2 separate regions of the Mus musculus genome follow, and region 1 is linked to region 2. A link is a loop called in an ENCODE intact Hi-C map of the cell type or tissue named here. Cell type or tissue: gastrocnemius. All regions are shown on one strand. Links, peaks and the distances in the headings refer to the core of each region. The heading gives the core; the rest is flanking DNA. Region 1 overlaps Olfr1396 (olfactory receptor 1396). Region 2 has its middle 27 kb from the start of Gm36109.

Region 1 (8,339 bases), core at 98-8,097, 340 kb after region 2:
AGGTGACTTTTTCTTCCACTCTGAAGCTCTTTTCTGCCTTGTGTGGCCTGGCAAGCAGTACCAGTGTATGGTATGCTCTGTCTACAAAATTTTGCTAACTTCTGGTCCTCACTAGAACTTATGTTTCCTGATGCTGCTTTTGAATACCATATTGATCCCAGGCTCTTAACGAAGTGACTGTTATGTTCTCAGCAGATATTCTTTGGCTGAATAATATTTATATTATCCAGAAAAACCTTGTGAAAATTTTTGTTTCGGCTCACATGTTTCAACTCTGTGTGCTGGGTGTTTAGGCGGTGGTTTTGTTTTGCTTCCTTTGGATGAGAGCATTAAGAAGCCGCTTCGTCCCCACACTGTTCTTTGGAGACAACATATTCTGTGTCCCATATCAGCACTTTGTTTGTTTGTTTGTTTGTTTGTTTGTTTTGAGACAGGGTTTCTCTGTGTAGCCCTGGCTGTCCTGGAACTCACTCTGTAGACCAGGCTGGCCTCGAACTCAGAAATCCACCTGCCTCTGCCTCCCAAGTGCTGGGATTAAAACCACCGCCCAGCACAGCACTTTTCTTGATCCCCACTTTCACTGCCTTCCTACTGCACACAATACTTCAACTCAGGGACCCACGGATGGTCTCACAGACAGAGAGAAAGAAGGTAAGGAAACATTAATAAGACATTAAGAAGGGCTGGAGAGGTGACTCAGTGGTTAAGAACACTGACTGCTCTTCCAGAGGTCCTGAGTTCAATTCTCGGCAACCACATGGTGGCTCACAACCATCTGTAATGGGATCTGATGCCCTCTTCTAGTGTGTCTGAAGACAATGACAGTGTACTCATATAAATAAATAAATAAATAAATAAATAAATAAGAAAAGAAAGAATGGGAAATGACTCACTTTCTCCTTTCCTCCAACACTCCAACAACAGTAGGACAGACAATAGGAGGAAAAGGATGTGCCAATTCACAAATAGAAACTGAAAAATGAACCATCAGCTTGGCATAGAAACTGTGAAGTTAGGATGGAATAACTGGGAAATGACTCTCAGTTATCTTTGGTTGGGTGTCCTGAAGAAAACCTACCTTTAGAGGGAGTTCTAGCATTAAAATAACCATTTTCCTCTTCCCCTACTTGCTCTTACTAGGTGAGAGGGCCAGGGAAGAACTGCTCCGTCTGACCCAAGCTCCCTCCTTGGTCTTCACTGACCCAGAGAGAGGGAATAGGGAACACAGCATCCATACTCATGAATGTCTGGGATTCATCCCATACCCTGTGGCCTATTTCTATCTGGTCAGGAGGTTTGCTTCATAGGTCTACACCCATTGTGGCTGCCATCCCTCATAGGGTATAGCGTACAGGACCAGAGTGCACATCCTTTGTGCCCGCCATCCTTCTCTAGTCTTGCTCCATTGTGTTCACCCCAAAAGTGTCCCAGACTTCACAATAAACTTTATGGTCAAAGTTTTAATTTTTTGACATGTTCCACACGTGTAAGCCTACCTTTTCACTGACCAATCCTGTCTGGGAAGACTAATGTTTTACCCTGTGACCTCTACTTCCCAAGAGCAGAGATTCCTCCAGGCTTATGGTAGGACAGGAATATGGGACAAGTGTGAATGTGATAGGTTAAACATCTGCTCTCATGGAATTGCCTGCTTAGTTTTAGTAAAGCACAACAAATATACAGTTTTTGACAGTGTGAAATGGTCACAACAAACCCCACTTTTTACAATGTATATATGCTAAGGAAAATAAAATAAGTGGCATAATACTTTTATAACTAATGTTAGTGTCCCTGATTGCAAACTTAGAAAATTATGAACAAATAATGGAGAGGGAAAAAATGCATCAGAGTACAGGAAAACTGAAGAATCAGGAACCATAGGAGTTGATATACTTGGTCTAGTTTACACACACTTAATGGGGGGAGGGGAGAGATGGCTCAGCAGGTAAGGGCACTGGTTGCTCTTCTGGAAAACTTGGGTTTAGTTGCCAGCATCCACATGGAAGCCTTTTATTCTTCTCTCTTACATTACCTTTCCTCCACAGTTTCCCCTCCCTCTGCTTATCCCAGTACCTCCCCCACCTCCCCTTTCCCCAAGATCAACTCCTCTTTTTCCCTTTAAAAAACAAACCAACAGAATAACAACAACAAAACCAGCCCCCCCCCCCGACCTCCCCAGGGATATCCATCAAATGTGGCCCAACAAGATGCAATAAGACTGGGCACAAACCCTGATATCATGGCTGCACATGGCAACCCAGTAGGAGGAAATAGGTCCCAACTGCAGGAGAAAGTCAGAGACTCTCACTCACTGTTGGAAGTCCCACAAGAACACCAAGCTACACGACCACAAGCTATATGCAGAGGACCTAGCTCAGACCCATACAGGGTCCGTGTTTGTCACTTTTATTTCTGCGAGTCCTTTAGAGCCTTGCTTAGTTGATTAGTAGGCTGAGTTCTCATAGTGTTCTTGACCTCTCTGGCATCTACAATCCTCCCTACCTGTCTTCTACAGTGTTGCAGGATATTTGATCACACTGTGAATCTTAGCACACACCTTTAATCCCTCTAGCTGGAATACAGACACACCTTTAATCCCAAAGTTTGTAGAAGGAAGCAGCCATGTTTGAAAGTCATGTCTTACTGAGTGGCAGAAAAAGTGATGAATCAGAGAAAGATTTGACAGAATAATATATGCCCAGCTCTCATGAGGAGAGAGAGAGGGGGGGGGAGAGAGAGAGAGAGAGAGAGAGTTTTACCAGGAGAGTTTTATAGAGACAGGTTGAAGAGAGAACAAGCTAGACCCAGGTAAAGACAGAACTGAAGAGCCCAGAGTAATTCCAGACATTGGTCTGCTGCCCCCATCTCAGTGCATGTCCCCAAGCACTGCATTCTTTTCAGCTGCAGTAAAACCACCTGGCCTGCCTTAGCCCCATAAACGTTGAGATAAGACTGTTGTCTTAGAATAGCCCTGAGCCTGTACAAACATCCTGCTACCCGCTACACCCTGGGCCTGAGAACTGACCCCTAATTTATAAATTCCTTCTTTATTATCCCCTGAACATCTATCTGCCTATGGGCTTATGCTTCCAAAGGAGACTGCCCCTGCCCTTCAAGGTTGTTTTTGTGAGCTCCCAAGCCTCACTGTGACCCTGTCCAGTTAGAAGTGTTTCCCAGATGTGAATAAAGTTGCCTTTGGTTTATTTCTGACTTTGGCGGTCCTTTCTTCGTTATTTGCGTGCCCCATGACCCCGACAAGAATGAGGAGCCAGAAGATTAGAACAGATTGCTAGAATTAGTTATAAGTCAAGCAGAACGATTTAGGAGAGTCAGAGAGTATGGGGGGGGGGGGGGGGAGGAAGTAGGGAAGAAGCACACTGAATTAGTCAGCAAGGACTGAAGTTTGAGTCAGAACAGCTGAGTTGAAATCAGCCAGCCAGAGATCAGAAAGAACAAGAAAGGGTGAGCTTATTCAGCAGCAAGTTTCAGAGGCTGAAAAACATTCTAGGCCTAGGTAAGATTGTATGGAAGCTAGAAGCTTTCCAGGACCAGGCTCAGGTTTTGCAGATGGAGGCAATAAGCCTCAGAGATGGCGAAACACGCCGGGGCCTAGCAAACACAGAAGTGGATGATGATCACAGTCAGCTATTGGATGGATCACACGGCCCCCAATGGAGGAGCTAGAGAAATTACCCAAGGAGCTAAAGGGAACTGCAACCCTATAGGTGGAACAACATTATGAACTAACCAGTACCCCCAGAGCTCTTGTCTCTAGCTGCATATGTATCAAAAGATGGCCTAGTCGGCCATCACTGCAAAGAGAGGCCCATTGGACTTGCAAACTTTCTATGCCCCAGTACAGGGGAACCCCAGGGCCAAAAAGGGGGAGTGGGTGGGTAGGGGATTGGGGAGGTGGGTATGGGGGACTTTTGGGATAGCATTGAAAATGTAAATGAGGAAAATACCTAAAAAAAAAAAAAATACTTTTACACTGAATGGTGTCCTGGCTCCACCTAGTGTTTGGCTGTGGGCTTTGCAGCTACTGCCATAAGTGCTTGATGCCTCTCTGATGACTGTTGGGCTAGGTACCAATCTATGAGTATAGCAGAATATGATTAGAAATCTTTTCATTGACCTCCCTCCCACACTCCAGTCATGTTTGGTTCTATCCTGGGCCTCTGGACTGTCCTGCCTCTAGCTCCTGGCCATCCAGGCAGTGTCAGACATAGGCTCCCTCTTGAGGCATGGACCAGTCATGGTTGGCCACTCTCACCACCATCACTGCATCAGCACGTCTTGCAGGCAGGACAGATTGTAGCCAACACCTTTCTTAAGAATAGGCCTACATGCAGGCAAAACACCCAAACACATAACAAGACGATAATATATTTTTCTATAATAAATAACCTAGACTCAGAATCTCCCTCATGACCAGGCATGTTGATTGCCTAGCACCTGTAGTGCAATCTCTCTCTCTCTCTCTCTCTCTCTCTCTCTCTCTCTCTCTCTCTGTGTGTGTGTGTGTGTGTGTGTGTGTTGTGATCTATTAAGGCTAAGCTAGACATTTCAAGAGAGCAGGGAGTGCATCTCTCCTGTTCCCTCTTCCTGTTGGTCTCCATTTTCTTTCCAAGTAACCTCCTCAACCCTGTTTTTAAAAAACCTTCATTTTTGCAGACAGAAACAAACCCATGATGTTCCCCTTTCTGAGTCTGTTTTATTTCAATAGCTTTTAATTTATAAGACACTTTGTCCAGTTAATTGAGTTGTGTGCCTGGACAAAAGGAAGTTTCTTGTGACCCCAAATTCCCCAAATGTCTGGGGGATAGTAGCTGATCAATAGATATCTGCCAATTGAAAACCTGATTTGGAATTAAGTTATCAGCTCATGGTAAATCTTTGTACAGCTTTTCCAGATCCTGGGTTTAAGACTCATGGTAGACCTTTGTGTAGCATATCCAGGTGCTGGGTGCTGCAAACATAATAACAGCAAACTGGCTTTTGTTCAGTGTCTTAGTTAGGGTTTCTATTCCTGCACAAACACCATGACCAAGAAACAAGTTGGGGAGGAAAGGGTTTATTCAGCTTACACTTCCACATTGCTGTTGATCACCAAAGGAGGTCAGGACTGGAAGCAGGTCAGGAAGCAGGAGCTGATGCAGAGGCCATGGAAGGATGCTATCTACTGGCTTACTTAGCTTGATTTCTTACAGAACCCAAGACTGCCAACCCAGGGATGGCATCACCCACAATGGGAGGCCACCCTAGATCAATAATTGAGAAAAATGCCTTACAGCTGGATCTCATGAAGGCATTTCCTCAAGGGAGGCTCTTTTCTCTGTGATAACTCCAGCTTGTGGCAATTTGACACACAAGACCAACCAGTACATCCAGGCAATGCAGTGGAAACATAGTATATGCCCTAAAAGATCAGAAAAAAGGAACACCCCCAAATCACTATGACTTAGGTGAAAGTTAGAAAAATATTTTTAATGCTTTTTTTTAAAAACTATTTATTTTTAAATTGAAACAAGTATTCAAAGCTGTGCTGAACTTCTAATCCTCCTGCCTCCACCTCTCAAGTGCTAGGATTATAGGCATGTACTACTCTACCCAGGCTATCAACTGGGCTATGTCCTCAGCCCAATCTTTTTCTTATACATGCTAGGTTGGCTTTGAACTTGCAGTGCAACTGAGGATGATACTAAGTTTTTGAGCATTCTGATTCCACTTCATGAGTTCCAGATTGATAGACATTTGTCACCAAACCCAGTTTAAAGCAGAACATCTTTCAAAATTTTGTTTTTATTTACTGAAAGAGTCTCAATAATCTGTAGAATCAAGCAACTCTTTTGCCCCAGAAGTATCTGGGACTACAAATCCTCACCTTCACGTACAGGTATCCAAAACTTGTTAGTGATAATTCTTGTTTTCTCGGGAGAGGGATGAATTAATTCTACATGTTTCGTGCTTATGGATGAAGGGTTCTGGTTGGTACATAATATGTATGGTTTGATGCTTGCAAAATACGAGGGAGATGTAATGTGCATGAGTTTAACCAGGAACACTTTCTGGAAGAAGAGAATCTGGTCAGATTAAAATTTTGACAAGGCAGATGTTTGGGGTAAGAAGAGAAGAGGAGCCAGAAAGATGTTTAGTACTATAAACACTAAAATCAGTTTGCTGGTTTGGCCTCCACCTAACAGGCATCAGCAAGAGATCATCAGCAAAGTTAAGTTATGCACGCCCACACAGTGGAAATTCTGGCAGCTACAAGGACACACAGCTTCTATTTTCACAAATCCTTGGAGATTTCTTTTGGCAATTAGGGTTCCCAGGGAAGGAAGTCCCCCTGTAAGGTTCTTTGAAATAAGCATGTTCACTACAAAATGCCTGTTTTGAGAATTTAACTCAGCTGGCTGTCTACTAGCCTGTCCCCATGGCAGCACTATGCTTTTGTCTGTCTCTCTGCCTTCTCTGTTTCTCTCCATCTCTCTCTCTCTCTCTTTCTGTCTGTCTGTATTTCTGTCTGTCTGTCTGTCTCCATCTGTGTTCTCTCTGTGTCTCTCTCTGTCTTTCTCTCTCTGTCTCTCTTTCTCTCTGTGTCTCTGTGTGTGTGTCTCTCTCTCTGTCTCTCTCTCTCTCTCGGATTGAATTCAGCATCCCCCAGACATTCTTCCATCTCACCCACCCCGCTTCTTAAGAATCATATTTATTAATGCTGTTGTTCTCCGTGAGCAGAACCTAAGACTGAGCAAGCACCTTCCTGGGGCAAAACTTCCAGAACTTAGTTTAAAACCCTCCCTCCCGCCACCCCAACCCCCCGACTGCTCTCTGCTTTCAAAGAGATCATTGGAATTTCAGGAAAAAATGATTTTATTACAAATGGGGACAAACAACTGATGCCTGGCTCAGCACAATGGATGTGAGTCCGATTTATAGTCAGAATGTAAACAACATTGAATAAAAGTTCAAATTTTGCTGAGGTCTTCAACTTCAAGAGGAAAACAGGTTAGTCTATACAGTCAAAAGTATGAGACAAGAGACCTGCAGTGTCTAGATGATTGGGGTTATCTTAAGCATTATGTTTAGATTCAGCCTCAAGCAAAGGAAAAATGACAAGAACAATTAAAAACAGAAGTGATAGACACTCACATTTTTGCTATAGGACTGTGTGCATCTACTATAGGACCATGTGCATCCATCATTATAGGACCGTGTGCATCCAGTACTCCCATGTTTACCCTATTTCTCTTGAGTAGTACAATGTTCCATTTTTATTCCTTGAAGCAACCTTAATAAGGTTTCGCAGTACAAAGACGAGAAATCTCTAAAAAGAATTCTAGAATCTTGCTTTCTGCCATCTGGAAGATTTTTCACTTTTGCCATTAATGGTGAGCTGTACAATATAAATAACAGAACAGTGGTAGCATTATAAACAAATAATGTGCAAGACCAGTATGTAAATTAGAGAAAAATGGTAATACAGGCCTCGGTGCCTGGAACTTAAGAGACTCTGTGAACATCAGTGAGAAGGGTTAAGTCTTCTGGTAAAGAAAACACTCCAGCTTTAAGTGATAAACGATAGCATCTCAATGCCCTGGTACTGCAGCGCTTGAGTTAACAGAGCTTTCCCTTCCTCTATAACGTACTTAGAAAGAAATCTGCAAAAGACTGAGGGGGGGGGGGGAGGAATCCATTTATCACAAGAAATACAGTTAGTACTGGTTTAGGGTTTATAAAGTTCTGTCCAAGATAGCAGGTGTCAAGCACCTCATTGTTTATGATTAAACTGTGTGATTAAACACAGATGGGAAATTATTTACTGGCTATAACACAGCTATGATAAGAGAGAGTCCAACTCCAGAGCTCAGGGCTGGCTGCCAACCCTGCATCGGTCCAGCCCTTTCTGCAGTGCTCCTATCACATCGCGATTCCTCAAGCTATAAATGAGGGGGTTGAGCATAGGAGTAAGGACTGTGTAGAAGATAGACACCATCTTGTCCTGGCTTGGGGTTCGGTATTGTCTTGGTCTCAGGTAGATGAACATGGCTGCTCCATAGAAGAAAGAGACAGCTGCCATGTGGGAGGAACAGGTGGCCAGAGCCTTTTTCTGGGATTTAGCAGAGTGCATATGGAGTACGGTTCCTAGGATGCGGGTATAAGAGGCTACAATGATGGAGAAGGGAAACAGCAGCATGAAGATACAGCAAAAAAACACTATCTTCTCAAATAGGGATGTGTCCACACAGGCCAACTTTAGCAAGGAGAGCATCTCACAGAAGAAGTGGTCCACCTCCCTCAAGCTACAATAGGGGAAGGTCATTACCACTACCATCTGC
Region 2 (8,339 bases), core at 20-8,019:
GGGGTTGGGGGAGGAGTCACAAGGGTGGGGATCGGCAGACCTGGGAAGACTGGGAAACAAGGATGATGGGGATAGATTATGTGAAATTCCAAATAATCAATAAAAATTGTATGGTTAAAAAAAAATAGTGAATATTAGGCATTGCCTGACCCTAGTGGAAAACACCAGACAGACAGCAAGTATGATTATACCCATGGCAGATAAAACAAATCAGCTTTCTCACCAATACCCTGCAGGTCCCCTAACCTGTACATGAAAGGTGGGAGAAAGAAGACCCTGGCATTTGGGAGCTGCCCAGGTGTTCACAAGCACAGCCGTGAAGTTCTCTGTTGGACAAAAACCATCTCAGGGGCTGGTGAGATGGCTCAGTGGACAAGAGCATAGACTGCTCTTCTGAAGGTCCTGAGTTCAAATTCCTGAAACCACATGGTGGCTCACAACCATCCGTAATGAGATCTGATGCCCTCTTCTAGTGTGTCAGAAGACAGCTACAGTGTACTTATGTATAATAATAAATAAGTCTTTGAACCAGCGCGAACAGAGACTGAGCAAGACGAGTTGACCAGAGACAGCAGAGGTCCTAAAATTCAATTCCCAACAACCACATGAAGGCTCACAGCTCTCTGTACAACTACAATGTACTCACATACATAAAATAAATAAATCTTAAAAAAAAAAGTCTCAGAAAGACAACGTCAAACAACTAAAAGAGATGAAGCACACAGTTATGGTGGTGGCAGCCTGCAATCCCGGCACTTGGGAAGTGAAAGCAGGAAGATCAGGGGTTCAAAGTCCTCCACAACCACATGGAAAGCTTGAGGCCATTCTGAGCTTCAAGAGACCTCAGAGAGAGAGAAGACAGATGATAGATAGATAGATAGATAGATAGATAGATAGATAGATAGATAATTAAACAACAAATAAATAAGATGACGTTAGTCACATTATAATTTTGTCTAAGCAGACAACTGTAAGGTTATTGTGCTACCCATAAAGTGCCAAACATCTCTTTATTTTGACCAAAAGAGTGACTGTTGAGCCAGCAAGATGGCTCAGTGGGTTAAGGCACTTGCTGCCAAGCCCGATGACCTGAGTTCAATCCTTCGAACTCATGTGGTGGAAGGAAAGCACCAACTCCAAACAGCTGTCCTCTGCCTCTCTGTCTCTGCCTGTGGCTCTGTCTCTCTCCATCTCTGTCTCTCTCCACCATCTCTGCCTCTCTGTCTCTGTGTCTGTCTGTGTCTGTCTCTGTGTCTGTCTCTCTCTCTCTGTCTCTCTCTCTCTGTCTCTCTCTCTCTCTCTCTGTCTCTCTCTCTCTCTCTCACACACACACACACTCACACACACACATACATACACACACACATAAACACATGCCCACATACTTTTACACAAAATAAGGAAGTAAACATAACAAAAGTGACTGTTCACTTTTAGCCAATGATGCCTATTTTCTCAGTCTTGCCTTGGCTGGGAACGAGCAATAATCATCTGTAATACATTTTGTTTGCTAAAGACGCCACAAAAATCAATGTAGGTTCAGAGCCTCACCCTGCAGAGTCACACTGCAAAGAGCATGGGTTTTGGAGAGAGGTGAGGGAGGTACCATGGCAAGCAAGGCTTACGTGGTCAACATCAGCAGTCCCTACCCTTGAGCGCACCTCGGACTCTCAGGATTTATGAAGCTGATCTTCAAGGGGTTTAGACATTTTCTCAAATTAGCTCCAGAATCTGTTCTTCCTCGTGTACATTAAAGAACACTCTTGGATTCATGTGACTCTCTTTCCTTAAATTCTACTTTCTTTGACAGTAATATTGTCATCCCCTGCTTTCCAAAGTGAATTTTTTATGAGTCTTCTTAGGCCATAAGTGAAAGATGATCATTCATTCAAGTTTCTAATGGAAAAATATTTAAAACGCTTTATTTTAGTGCACAAGTATAGTTCACCCACCAATATTTCCTCTTTCGTTCAAATGAACCTACAACATTATAACCGACATATTCTAAATTATACATTTAAGGGATTCATAGTAGGCTAGTGTAAGAATACTGCCTGGGGCTGGGGTGAAGTTTAATTGATAGAGTTTGCCTGGCAAGCACAAAGCCCTGGGCGCAATCCTAGCACCACACAGACCAAGTGCAGTAACACACACCTAGAATTCTAGCACAGTGGGAAGAGGCAGGAAGGGCAGAAGTTCAAGGTCATCCTTGGCTACATAATGAGTTCAAAGCCAGCCTGGACTCCAGGAGACCCTATCTTAGAAGGGAAAAAAAAAGTGTAGATGTTCATAAAAATATAAATGACCAGCTGGGCGTGATGGCCCATGCCTTTAATCCCAGCACTTGGGAGGCAGAGGCAGGCGGATTTCTGAGTTCAAGGCCAGCCTGGTCTACAAAGTGAGTTCCAGGACAGCCAGGGCTATACAGAGAAACCCTGTCTCGAAAAACCAAATATATATATGGGCCAAGTTCAGAAGCTCACCCCAAAATTTGTTAATGTTGGCTGGAGAGGTGGCTCAGTAGTTAAGAGTGCTCACTGACTGCTCTTCCAGAGGTCATGAGTTCAAATCCCACCAACCACATGGTGGCTCACAACCATCTTTAATGAGATCTGATGCCCTCTTCTGGAGTGTCTGAAGACAACTACAGTGTGCTTATATATAATAAATAAACAAATCTTTAAAAAAAAAAACTGTTAATGTCACCTAGTGTCACCTTCTCCTGCTTTGAAATCTGTCTGGATACTCACTGAACTCCAAAAACATTTCCTGTTTTAAAACCACAAGTGTAAATGAAATCCCTTTTAATAAGCTAAAGTTGTTGTCCCAACCTTTCTGCTAATTAAGACAAAATGCATGGAAAATATCTAATTTTCCTTCATCATTTAGAGATAAACAGATCCGCTTTATTTTATAATGTCTGCAGGACATGTCACATGTCTTTCCACTTGGACTTAGCCAGACCACTATATGGATCGTTTAAGCCCAGTCCTCTCCAAAGGTCATGTGTATACCATACTACCTTTGTGGAGGAGTAACATGGTCCTGTTGTGTGGGAACTAAAAAGGGGGCCCTGGAAAAGAGAGGGAGGAAAAGGCCCACGCCCCGCCAGAGTTCCACTTTTGCTCTGGACAGGCAGGTGTGGTGGGAGGGCTGCCAGACTCTTTCCACTCAACCCCGGGTGGGCATCCAAGCCTCTGACCCACTCTTCAGGGGGTGGACAAGGGGCTGCCCAACCTGGGAGCCCCAGAGCTACTCTCTAAAGCCCCGGGGTTATGGGAGACATGGAAGAGAGATGAGAGGTTCCCACACCGGCAAGAGTGAGTGCAGTGGATCTAACTGGAGCACAGGAAGGCCTTCTAATGGGAGATTAGAAATGGCTCATTAGGAGAAAGCCTGTCCCATCCTCCAAGCTCAGTGGGCCTTGATGAGCAGAGACACTCTAAGGTTTTAGAGCTCTTTTATAGAAAGGCAGGGAAAAAGAGAGAAGGTAGAAAAGAGAGAGGGGGAAAGGCTAGAGAGAGAGAGTAAGAGTGAGAGGAGAGGAGAGGAGAGGAGAGGAGAGGAGAGGAGAGGAGAGGAGAGGAGAAGACAAAAAGAGAAGAGAGAGGAGTGAGAGAGGAAAGAAGACAAAGAGAGAGAAGAGAGGAGTGAGAGAAGTGAGAGAGCAAGGAGAGGCCAAACAGCCCCTTTTAAAGTATGCTGTCTTATTTTACTGTTGCTAGGTAACTGGAGAGGAGTTTAGCCTGAAGGTCAGAAGCTTGGGCCATTGCATACGTGACTTCTAGTCATGCTTCTCTTGTGGGGGCTGTGGGGGGTGGTACCTTGGGCAGGAGCCAGAGTTCCAGGAGCATGAGGGAATGCCCACTGTGTCATGTAGATGAATTATCACCATTCCGGGGTTCAGATCTCAGCTCAACTGGAGACCAGCCTGTCTGTGAATAGCCCAATGCCCCACACTGTTGTTCATACTATAAAAACAAGTCCCTTTAAGTGGATATAGCTCTTTATTGGGTCCTATATTCGTCTTTACTCTTTTACTCTCATTGTGTCTCTTGCTATTTTAAAGATGTTTGGTTTTTTGTTTTGTTTTTTTTTAATTATGGGGCAGTGCCCACGGAGGCCAGCAGAGGGCAGTGGATCCTCTTAGACCTAGAGTTGCAAGTGGTTAGGAGCCACCAGATGTGAGATTTAGAAACTAAATACTGGTCCTTTGCAAGAGCAGTATGTGCTCTTAACTACTGAGCCATCTCTCCAGCCCTCTTTGTACCTCTTTAAGGAAACAACTGTGCCCAGCCTCCTGTCCTTCCAAGTTTGTAGCACACAGCACAATCACCACTTTTTACGACTGATTTTCAGTCTTGCCTTTCCTGTCAATAACGGACTCCACTGGGCAGAGAGAGTTTTCACTCTATATTCCCAGCAGCAGGCATATAATGGGGGCCCAAAGAATTATATGAAGTTGAACAAAACAAAAGCTGCCTATCTTTTTTTAAATCACCTTCTATTAGAGATTAACATACGAGGTACAGTGTGGCATGTTGTACATTTATTTAATCCCAACAAGCTGGAGGCAGAAAAGTCTCAATGAGTTCCAGGCAGACCTTGTCTACATAGAAAGATCCAGAATAACCAGAGTTACATTGAGATCCTGTCTCAATAACAACAACAGCAACAGTTACATTTGAGGAGTGGGAAAGGAGTCATAACTGAGTGAGATCAGGAAGGGCTCTTTGGGTTGCTGTGAATATCCTTTTTATCTGGAAGGACTTTGGGGGCATGTTCACTAGATAATCATTACTGAGCTTTCTAACATGCTTCCTGTTGTATATTATAAACCAGCAGCCTGAGGGGTCAGGGAGGGAGGTCCTTGCTGGGCCCTACCAAGGTGTCACCCTGAACAGTCATATGTCAAGCCTAATATAAAAGGGAGTTTATTTGGATCCTGGGAAGGGGGTAGAGGGAGAGGAGGGAGGAGGGCAGAGAAGGACAGAAAGAGAGAGGCGAGAGGAAGAGATAAAGAGGGGAAGAGACCAGCCAGGGACACAGAGAGAGGAAGGAGAGGGAAAGGGAGAGGGAAAGGGGGAGGGAGGAGAGAAACGTCCATTTTATAAGCTCAATGGCTAGCTTGTACCTGTCTGTTTCTAGCAGTTAACTGCAGGTCACTGTTGGGCAGAGCCTAGAGGAAATGCTAACACTTCCTCAATGTGATCCACTTAGCAACAAGTTTAAGTCTATCATCACTCTGAAAATGAAAGAAGTATTTGAAGATTGTTTTAAAGAATAATAGGTTTTAGTTCCTGAGCATGTAAAGTTAAACTGAAAGTGGGATCCGCAACAGTCTCTTACATTAAAAAGTGCTCAAGCCAGGTACTTGGTGCGAATCTGTAACCCCGCCCTGGAGAGGTCATATAGCCTGGGCTACATGCTTAACAGGTATCAGTTCTTCAGCAAGCAAGAGTCTCTGTCTCTCTCTCTCTCTCTCACACACACACACACACACACACACACATACACACACACATACACACACACACATACACACACACATACACACACACATATACACACACATACACACACACATGCACACACACATACACACACACATACACACACACATATACACACACATACACACACACACACACACAGGAGCTCTTTCCTGTTCCTTGTCTGTTTACAGCTCCTGCTTGAAGCTGTGTTTTCATCACGTAACTCCCAGTTGAGGCACTCACCAGGGGAAGACAGACCTCCAAAGCTCAAGCCCATGGTGTCTGTGTCTGTGCTGACAACACGGAGTGCCTCTGGTCCACCATTTCTCCAACATGGAGACGGATCATTGGGGCATTTGTTAAAGTGGAAGTCTCCTGAGCCCCAATACTGGACGGCCTGACTAGGTCAGGGAATAGGGTAAATTTGAGTGAGAGTCGTCCTGTCCAGTCCAAGCTGACCTCAGACTCCTGAGCTGGCGTCACAGGCAGCCATGCAGCTCCAAGCCTAACTCTCCAAGTCATTCAGAAGACTGTACTCAGAGAACACTCTAGGCTCCGAACCTTGCTTTCTATAACAAAATTGGTAGGGAGACAGGCGCTGTCTCATACTTCTGGTAAAGAATATACAAGGGCTGGAATAAAGGCTGCCGTCCCCTTCTCCAGTGTTATTGCTGTGACTCCGTACTGTGTAGCTCAGGCCCCTGAAGAAATCTGGCCTGGGGGGCTGGTGAGGTGGCTCAGTGGGTAAGAGCACCTGACTGCTCTTCCGAAGGTCCAGAGTTCAAATCCCAGCAACCACATGGTGGCTCACAACCATCTGTAACAAGATCTAACTCCCTCTTCTGGAGTGTCTGAAGACAGCTACAGTGTACTTACATATAATAAATAAATAAATCTAAAAAAAAAAAAAAACAAACAAAACAAAGGCCTGATGGATTAAAGGGGTTGACCCCACCCCTTCTTTCTTTAAAAAAAAAAAAAAGAAAGAAAAGAAACCTGGCCTGAAGCTTGGCTCACTCCACAGAGCCTTAAGACCTTTTCACACATGAAATGGATTAGCTGGAGAGACCCCAAAGCCCATCTGTGCATTTGTTAAGAATGCAGACCCAGCCACTGTGGAAACCTAATTTAAATCACAGTGGTAATATTTACATGCTGTAATATTTACGTGACTCCGTGACAATTACTTGAAGCCTGCGTGCTTTACTTTCTCCTCATGTAAAGAGGTAAAACAACACATTTGCCTCATGGTGTGAAGAATTGCATGTTAATAAAACACTAGCACCGAGCTCAGTAAATAATGAGGTCCCAGTAAGCAGTGGCTATTAATCCATCTTAAAACATGGCACCACAACCGCATTCCTCACTCAGAAAGTTCTGCGCTGTGCTGTTCCACGTGATCACCTGGAAGTGCTCGCTTGAACAGCACATTTCTGGAACTAGCAAGACCTAGTGGATCCCAACAGCCGTGGGACCCAGAAGTTTACATTGACAAGCAAGGAACCCAGATCCTTCCTTTATATACAAAAGCGTGAGTTACATTTGACTAGGGCCATAGAGAGTGTTTTTATCAATGAAAACTCCGTATCACAGAAGGCCAGGCACAATTGAACGCTAATTTAATATAAATACGAAATAAGTGAGCGCCACCTACTGGTTCATTTTAGAATGCTCAGCTGGCGTTGGGAAGATTCTCAGTGGTTCACAGCTCTTCAGAGGACCTGAGTTTGTTAAATCCAGCTCCAGGGATCCAACACCTCTGACCTCTGAAGGCATCAGCACTCATAAGCACACACACACACACACACACACACACACACACACACACACACACCGACACATACACCACATACACACGTATATAATAAGAATGCAAGGCTGGACCTGTGAGATAGCTCAGTGGATCCCCGAGACCCATGTTGGTAAGAACTAACTACTGAAGGTTTCCCCGTGACCTCCATGTGTGCACCATTACACACTCTCTCACACACACACACTCACATACACACTCACACACGCCAGTCAATCAGCAGGACACAGCCTAAGGTTGATTCAAATCCTTTCTCCCTAATTGATTTTGCCTTGAAAATATAGATTGATCCTAAAGGTATCCAAATTGCAGAAAAAGCAGTCTCCTCTTGAGAGGAAATACAAGCATGCAATTTCTTTAACTAGGAGAGAACTTTGAAAATTAAAGCATTTCTGCAGTCTGAAGTTAATGTATCTAGTAATTCCTGTCATTTCAAGTCACTGCTGAAACAGTAAAGGAAGACATATCCTTCATCCAATCGCCCATGGCGATACTAAAAGGAAAAACAGAACCGCTAAATACCTTAAAACCTTACAGTGAAACACCACAGAGCTCCCTCCCTTCCGACACTGCTTCCCCTGGTCCCGGGGGAAAGGAAATTGGGACAGGTATTCTTGTCCTGGTGTTCTATTTGATTCTCGTCCCAACACTGCCACCTGCAGGAAAAGATTTGGAAAGCTGACTCTCCCACTCCAAAAATTACTCAAGACCCTGAACCCAACCAGCTGTTGCTATGTCGTTGTGGGGATTTTTTTTTTTTTTTTTTTTTTGGTTTTTTGTTTTGGTTTGTTTTGGTTTGGTTTTTTAACTTTTTTTGATTTATTGATTCTTTGTGAATTTCACACCGTGCGCCTCCACCCTTGAAACCTCCCTAACAGAAGGAAATAATTTTTAAAAATAAATAAATAATAAGCAAGACAAAGCATGGAAAACAGCTTATTGTGGAAGCTGTAGTGTGTCACACTGTGTCACACAGTCTATCCCTCTGTCCACACATCTTCACTTGCAAATGTTCATCGAGGTCTCTGGCTTCT

What was found. Hi-C counts contacts between places; a loop is a spot of excess contacts. Peaks named below come from ENCODE experiments on the same cell type or tissue, not always from the same donor. Only the 100,000 strongest peaks of a DNase experiment are listed, where the experiment ranks them.
Region 1: it touches region 2 in a loop (5-fold over the local background); 22 of 42 quality-filtered maps call a loop at or near these places.

Annotation. Positions count from the first base shown.
Region 1 is chr11:49,104,910-49,113,248 of GRCm38, forward strand. It overlaps Olfr1396 (olfactory receptor 1396), which reads right to left. Exons shown (of 1, transcript NM_146337.1): 1 at 7,868-8,339. The coding sequence ends at 7,868. Among named protein-coding and RNA genes, the nearest start is that of Olfr1396, 4.7 kb to the right of the region's middle. In gastrocnemius, for the core only: CTCF peaks have their summits at 1,080 and 4,028 (motif pointing left); DNase peaks (open chromatin) are centred at 4,048 and 7,917.
Region 2 is chr11:48,767,748-48,776,086 of GRCm38, forward strand. No RefSeq gene overlaps it. Among named protein-coding and RNA genes, the nearest start is that of Gm36109, 27 kb to the right of the region's middle. In gastrocnemius, for the core only: CTCF peaks have their summits at 4,132 (motif pointing right), 7,146 (motif pointing left) and 7,965 (motif pointing left); DNase peaks (open chromatin) are centred at 4,128, 7,159 and 7,942; H3K4me3 peaks cover 630 bases.